Linked DNA regions of Homo sapiens: region 1 is linked to region 2. The links are chromatin contacts, found by Hi-C or POLR2A ChIA-PET in ENCODE. All regions are on one chromosome and are shown on one strand. The core of a region is the stretch at or near the end of the contact, and the rest is flanking DNA. Distances in the headings are between cores, read along the strand shown. Region 1 has its middle 27 kb from the start of NSUN7. Region 2 overlaps RBM47 (RNA binding motif protein 47).

Region 1 (3,806 bases), core at 589-3,088, 230 kb before region 2:
GGCAATGTTGTTATCTCGGCCCACTGCAGCCTCCGCCTCCTGGGTTCAAGTGATCCTCCTGCCTCAGCCTCCCGAGTAGCAGGGATTAGAGGTGCCCACCACCACGCCCACCTAATTTTTGTATTTTTAGTAGAGAAGAGGTTTCACCATGTGGGCCAGGCTGGTCTCAAACTCCTGACCTCAGATGATCCACCCACTTCAGCCTCCCAAAGTGCTGGAATTAGAAGCGTGAGCCACCACACCTGGCCTATTTATTCATTTATTTAAAAAAAATTTTTTTTTTAAGTAAGACAGGTTTTAAAATGTTGACTTGCCCCTGGCACAGTGGCTGACATCTGTAATCCCAGCACTTTGGGAGGCCGAGGCGGGAGGATCACTTGAGCTCAGGAGTTCAAGACCAGCCTGGGTGATATGGTGAAACCCCATTTCTACAAATACAGAAAAATTAGCTGGGTCCGGTGGTGCGTGCCTGTGGTCCCAGCTATTCAGGAGGCTGAAGTGGAAGGCTGGCTTGAGTCCTGGAACTGGAGATCGCAGTGAGCCAAGATTGTGCCACTGCACTCCAGACTGAGTGACAGAGTGAGACCCTGTCTCAAAAGTTGACTTGCCATAATCCAAGTTCCTTGAAATCAGAGTGGAAGAAACTCATATTTAGAGAATAGGGAAGAGTGTAGGCTGGAAGGCAGGGACTTGAGGAACTGGTCATGGCAGTCATGGAAGGTTCCTCAGAGCATACTGAGAGGTTTTGCTTCCTGCCACAGAAACTGACATTCCTGTAAGTGGAAATTCTATGAATTGACCAGAACCATAAATGAGAAGCTGAATAAGGCAAAGTTTTATATGACTGTCAAGCAATTAAAACTACAGGTCAGGCTGGGTTCGGCGGCTCATGCCTGTAATCCCAGCACTTTGGGAGGCCGAGGCAGGTGGATCATCTGAGGTTAGGAGTTCGAGACCAGCCTGACCAACATGGAAAAACCCTGTCTCTACTAAAAATACAAAATCAGCCGAGCGTGGTGGCATGTGCCTGTAATTCCAGCTACTCTGGAGGCTGAGGCAGGAGAATCATTTGAACCCAGGAGGCAGAGTTTGCGGTGAGCCGAGATCACACCATTGCACTCTGGGCAACAAGAGCGAAACACAATCTCAAAAAAGAAAAAAAACAAAACCAAAAAAAACCCCTGCAGGTCATCTGGCTTGGGCCCTTGAATGAGTAGGCATCCTTTCAAAGTTAAGGAAATAAGGCACAAAAAAGTTTAATAATTGGCACTTAATTACTAACTCAATATTCTTATTTTAAAAGTTAATAGTAGGTCTAGGCTCAGTATTTCCCACTGGCAACTTGCTGAGGGAGGTTGAATTCCATAGAGACAGTAAATTGGTGATTGATTGCCAGGGGCTGCAGGGGGTAGAATGAGGATGGAGTTATTGATTTAAATCAATGGGGATACAGGGGTGAAGAGAATAGACAAGGTCCCAGTCCTTATGGAGGTTAGTGTTTATCAGGGAGACAGACAAGTTAAACAAACATTGCAGGAGGTGGAGGGGGCTGGGTCAGCGGCACTTATGCAGGAAGTAATTTCTAAGAAGCAGTAAGTAATGTCTAAGAAGCAGTAAGTTACGGTAAGAGAGATTATGAATATAATTTACTTCCTGTCTCTATTCACCAGGAAGTAAATTATGGTGTTCTTGGCAAAGTAAACAGTATAGTTAAAGGCCCACAGATGAAACAGCACATGGTATGCTTAGGGAACTGAAAAAAGTTTAGATCAGTGGAAATGCGGTGGGGAGCAGGAAGAGGCAGATGAGGGTCAGACCACTCATGTGACAAAACAAAGGGGAACCATCAGAAGCTGTTGAAGAGGCAAATGACATGATCACATTTGCGTTTTTGAGACATCACTGCAGAATGTAGGATGGATTGGGGTGAGGCAAGGCTGGAAGTGGAAAGACCGGTTAGGAGACCAGGAAGGATAACCTTGGTGAGAGGTAGTGTGCCTGAACCAGGGTGGTAACCCTGAGGATGATGAGAGGTAGACAGGAGTAAGAGATGTGAAGTTGAATCAGCAGGACTTAGTGATTAATTGGAATGAGGTATCAGAGAAAAGGAATCAAGGTTCTGGCATGGGCAACTTGGGGCCCTTCACTGTTCCAGGAGCACAGAAAGGGAGGCGATTTGGGGAGCTTTCAGTTTAGAAATGTTACGATCATGATACTTCCAAAGATATTCAAACAAATATGCCTACTAGATGCAAAGACTTGGCCTGGAACCATCACTAGTCATCCACCTGGGGATGGTAATTGTAGCCATGGGAGGAGATCAGATCCAGGGAAAGTAGAATGAAAAGAGAAGGGATCTCTTATCTTTTGGTAGAACCATGGGGAAACACTAACAAGTCAGAGAAAGACAGAAGGGAGGAGCCAGAAAAGGAAACAGAGGTGAGGCCAAGAGGAATGAGGAGAATCGTAGGATCATCGAGTCACAGAGGCCAAGGAAAGAAGTGGTCAAATGTGTCAGCTGCTAAAGAGAGGTCAGTAGAGCAAGGACTGAAATTTGCTATTGAATTTAGTAACAAGGAAGTTGTTAGTAACTTAGGAGATTTCAGTGGAAACCCAGATTTCAGTAAGCAGATGAGTAAGTCAGGCAGTGGAAACCATTCTTTTATGAAGTAGATCTGTGACATAACCAGAGGGAAATGTGGAGTCAAATAGAGTTGGTTCTTAAAACAAACAAATAGAAAAGGTGGGACAGGGTTAACTAAGTTTAAATGAGAAAAAGAAGTCAGTCAGTAAAAAAGGGGGAGGTTCAGGGCCAGGCATGGTGAGTCACACCTGTAATCCCAGCACTTCAGGAGGCCGAGGCGAGCGGATCACTTGAGGTCAGGAGTTCGAGACCAGCTTGGCCAACATGGTGAAAACCCGTCTCTACTAAAAATACAAAAATTAGCCGGGCATGGTGGCAGGCACCTGTAATCCCAGCTACTTGGGAGGCTGAGACACGAGAATCACTTGAACCTGGAAGGCGAACTTTGCAGTGAGCTGAGATTGTGCCACTGCACTCCGGCCTGGGCGACAGAGCCAGGCTCTGTAAAAAAAAAAAAAAAAAAAAAAAAAGAGGTTAGGGGGAAGTAGAAGATACAAGAAAAAAGGATTTTAATTGATAGAACAAGATACCATAGAAGGCAGATCATTTGCTTTAGATAGGAGGAGAATAGGAGAGACCTCTCTCCTATTGTAACAGATGTGGGAAGGAGGATAGGATGCCTTGGATCCATTTAAGTTTCTGAGTTGTATGCAGTGGGTGCTGGAACCAGCTCCTACAAGCTCACAGGAGCCAATTGTTAAATTTTCAGCAATTTTGCTAATTGGTTAACCTCACATTAACAGCTGGAATTCAGCCACAGTGGGGATATTTACATCATGGAAATTAGTAAATACTATACATCAGTACTTCCCCATACCCTGACATCTGGAGAGCCAGTTATCAGGCATTTACTCATACCACTGGTTAGGGTGAGAAGGTGAAGGAGTTCCTTAATAGCATTATCTTCTCTGTTGGGGAGGAAGGCAGGCGTCAGATTTTGAGGAAAGTGAAAACGTTGAATTCTGTGAAGCACTGTGCAAAGGAGAGAGAGCCACCTAGGAAAATACTAAATGACTACCATGTCGTTTTGAGGAACCAGTTAAGGATGGAGACTATTAGTTTACAGTGCAATTGATGTGTACATTTGTAAGATTTCTTCTTGCAAAGTCAGCAGCCTGGGGATCTTAGCAGAGAAACGGATAGGTGGTTTGATCTGGAGTCG
Region 2 (3,718 bases), core at 364-2,863:
TTTATTTTCTGCATTCCTAGGGCTCTTTGTGAAGAAAGAATTTCACATTCTTTGAGCACTTACCGTGTGCCAAGTGTTCTGTGGACACATTGTCTTACTGAAGTCTTACATCCACCCCAGAATGCCTTCTTCCTCCTCCTCAACCATGAAGAGAATTAATCCCTCCTGCCTCCTTAATGCCACCTGTCATGGCCTTTATCACACTGCATTGGAATTTGTTTGCATTTCTATATCTCCTACTACACTATGAGTTTTTCAATGACAGTCTACATGTGTCATTCAGGTTGTAACCTCGGCACCCAGCTCATAGGGGGAATCCTATAAATATATCTTGAAATTGGGTATTATGTGATCTTCATTTGACAAAGTTGACATCGTAGGCTTGCCTGGGGTTCCTAAGTGGAAAATGACAGGGCTAGTTTTTGAGCTTCTCTGTGCCACACTCCAAAGCCTGTTTTCTTTCTGTCTTCTTTGCTTAATGTTTGCTTTGTTTAGCTTGGTTGCTTGGGAATATTGGAAAGCAACATTGAGATAATGAGGGTGATGGAGGAGGGGAAGCAGAAGGGGAAGATGCAGGGGAGTTGCTGCCTGCTGAGGCTGGGAAGGGAGGCTAATTATGCATTGCTCAGTTAAGCAATGCTCCAGCCCCCTGATTCCCATCCTCATCACACTGCACACTCGTGTGTGCGCGTACACACACACACACACACACAGGTCATGATGGGAGTGCTGAGTGAACAGGGACCAGGGAAGCATTTTCTTGGAAAGCTATTCACTGTGAGAACAAAGAGCTGGGACACAAAGCCAGGCAGCCATTGGGACATAAAAATTGTGTCATAAGGAAACTTCTCTGTAAGATAATTCTGCATGGTGAGGTTTTTAGTGATAAGGTTCTAGTCTGAAGTGAAATTAGTGGAGAACATGGAACATGGACATCATGGCATCCACAGGTGCATGCCTGAGCTTTGTTCCTTGGAAACAATGATCGGAACAGGAGAGGTGTCATGGGAGCCTTTGAAATGTGCCCTTCTGAAGTGGAGGGTAATAAGTGGCAGCATCTGCCATACTTCTCCCACTCTCGCAAAGTGTGACTTCATTATTTTTTTCTTTTCTTTACTTTTTTTTGGACACAGGGTCTCGCTCTGTCACCCAGGCTGGAGTGCAGTGGCACAATCACTGCAGCCTCAACCTCGGGGGCTCAAGTGATTCTCCCACCTCAGCCTCCGAAGTAGCTGGGACTACAGGCGCATACCCCCAGGCCTGGCTATGTTTTTGTATTTTTCATAGAGATGAGGTTTCGCCATGTTGCCCAGGCTGGTCTCGAACTCCTGAGCTCAAGTGATCTGCCTATCTCTGCCTCCCAAAGTGCTGGGATTACAGGCGTGAGCCACCGTGCCTAGCCTTTTTTCAGTTCAGGTTTTAAACCAGAACCTTTATGGCATGACTAATCACTGAAATTCGTGAGATAAGCTGGATGTTGCAATAGCTGCCTTCTTGGGTTTATGTGTTGTTCTTTCACAGAATCCATGCCTGAATCTGCAGTGTGCAATTTTTAGGCGCCCCATATGATCAGTCCTGGTGGTGTTTCAACTTTTAGCCTTGATACTTCAGTTACACTTTCTCTTGCACTTGGCAATGTAGCCACATTTGCCACAGGTTGACTTCTGAAGGTGGTAGGCTTCAGAGCCACAGCGGTGGCACATCGTGTGCATCTTATTGCGATGCTTTCCAGACGATGACGTTCTCTTTGTCATTTGGCTTCTGCAGCTGAGACCAAAGAGTGTGTGTAGCTTTAGAGAAATGTCTGTTCAGACTCTTTACCTATCTTTAAGTTGGGTTATTTGTCTTATTCATTATTGAGTTGTAGGAGTTCTTTATATATTCTAGATACAAGGCTATTATCAAATATACATCTGCAAATATTTTCTCTCATTTTGTAAGTTGTCTTTCCTTTCTTAATGGTGTCCTTTGAGAAATAAAGCTTCCCATTTTGACAAAGGACAATTTCATTATTTTTTCTTTTATTGCTGTGTTTATCATATTTGAAAGGTATCATATCTAAAAGGCTGCTGCCTACCTGAGCTAAGGTCATGAAGATTTATACCCATGTTTTCTTCCAAGAGTTTTACAGTTTTAGCTCTTATGAGGTGGTTGATCTATAATGATTTAATTTTTGTATATGATATGAATTAGGGGTCCAACTCTATTCTTTTGCATTGTGCGTATCCAGTTATTAAAGCATAATTTCTTCAAAAGACTATTCCCATCAAATAGTCTTGGCACCCTTGTCCGGAATCGATTGACCACAGATACATGTTTTGGGTTTTTTCCCTGAACTCTCATTTCGAATCTATTGTCCTATGGCCATCCTTATGCCAGTACCACGCTGCCCACCCTCCCCGCACCTTATGGTTTTCCCCTAAGATTTCTGCACCCTATACACTGTCTCGTTTACTGTAGCTTTGTAGTAAATTTTGAAACCTGGAAGGGTGAGTCCTTGAGCTTTGTTCTTCTTTTTCAAGTTTGTTTTGGCTATTCTGGGCCCCTTGAATTTCTGTAGGAATTTTAGTATCCATTTATCAATTTTTTTTCCCAGAAACTAGCTGAGATTTTGATGGGAATATTGTGTTGACTCTGTAGATCAGATCGAGGAGTATTGTCATTTTAGCAGCGTTCAGTCTTCTATTCATGAACAAGCAGTGTCTTTCCATTTATTTAGATTTTTTTTCTCTCTTTTTTTTTTGAGACAGAGTCTCACTTGTCAGGCTGGAGTGCAGTGGCGCGATCTCTCCTCACTGCAACCTCCGCCTCCCGGGTTCAAGTGATTCTTATGTCTCGGCCAGGCGCCACCACGCCCGGCTAATTTTTGTATTTTTAATAGATGGCCTAGATCTTTGATTTCTTTGAACAATGTTTTGTAGTTTTAACACTTGTATTATTTTTGATGCTATTGTAGATGAAATTGCTTTGTTAATTTTATATTTTAGTTTGTTCATTGCTAGTAGATAGAAATTTATAATTGATTTTTCTATATTGCTTTTATGTCCTGCAACCTTGTTGAACTTGATTATTAGTTCTAATAATTTTTTAATGGATTCCTTAGGTTTTTTACATGTAATTGACTACGTCATCTATGAACAGAGTTTTATTTCTTCCTTTCCCATATGGATCCCCTTTCTTTCTTTTTTTTTCTTTTTCCTTTTTTTCTATTTATCCTGGCTAGAAACAAGTACAATGTTGCATATAGAAGTTGAGAGAGTGCAAATCCTTGTTGCTGTTCTTCATGGGGAGAGCATTCAGTCTTTTTCACATTAAGTGTATTAGTCATGGGTTTTTTGTAGATGTTATTTATCAGATTGAAGAAGTTCCCTTCTGCTTTAATATGTTGTGTTTTAGTTATGAAGGGTTGGTGCATTGTATCAAATGCTTTTCTGGCAGCTATTCAGATTACTGTGTATAGTTTTTGTCTTTTGTTGATATGGTGTATTGCACTGATTGATTTTCATCTGTTAAGCTATCTTGCATTTCTGGGTTAAATCAGACTTGGTCATGTTGCTGAATTCAGTTTATTAGTATTTAGTTGTGTATTTTTAAAAAGTCCATATGCATAAGACATATTGATTTGTCATTTTCTGATAACTTTGTCTGTATTTTCTATGCATGTAATACTGGCCTCAGTGGGAAGTGTTCTAGTCCCTTCTGTTTTTTGGAAGAATTT

What was found. Hi-C counts contacts between places; a loop is a spot of excess contacts on that map. ChIA-PET counts read pairs that join two places held with the same protein, here RNA polymerase II (POLR2A). Pooled maps may share reads with other maps.
Region 1: a map of CD14-positive monocyte shows a loop between it and region 2 (4-fold over the local background). The contact joins two enhancer-like sites. A Hi-C loop is called at or near these places in 2 of 168 maps with a recorded cell type or tissue (CD14-positive monocyte and Caco-2) and 6 of 50 pooled maps. POLR2A ChIA-PET finds 5 or more read pairs at or near these places in 5 of 52 experiments (IMR-90, OCI-LY7, RWPE1 and 2 more).

Annotation. Positions count from the first base shown.
Region 1 is chr4:40,720,808-40,724,613 of GRCh38, reverse strand. No RefSeq gene overlaps it. Among named protein-coding and RNA genes, the nearest start is that of NSUN7, 27 kb to the left of the region's middle. Within about 2 kb of position 1,838, at least 12 of the 41 ENCODE cell types and tissues checked have a DNase peak (open chromatin) inside an H3K27ac peak, as active enhancers do; they include CD14-positive monocyte, where a contact is called at or near this core.
Region 2 is chr4:40,489,771-40,493,488 of GRCh38, reverse strand. All of the region lies in intron 2 of RBM47 (RNA binding motif protein 47), which reads left to right. It also overlaps the pseudogene RPL37P14. Among named protein-coding and RNA genes, the nearest start is that of MIR4802, 10 kb to the left of the region's middle. Within about 2 kb of position 1,613, at least 4 of the 41 ENCODE cell types and tissues checked have a DNase peak (open chromatin) inside an H3K27ac peak, as active enhancers do; they include CD14-positive monocyte, where a contact is called at or near this core.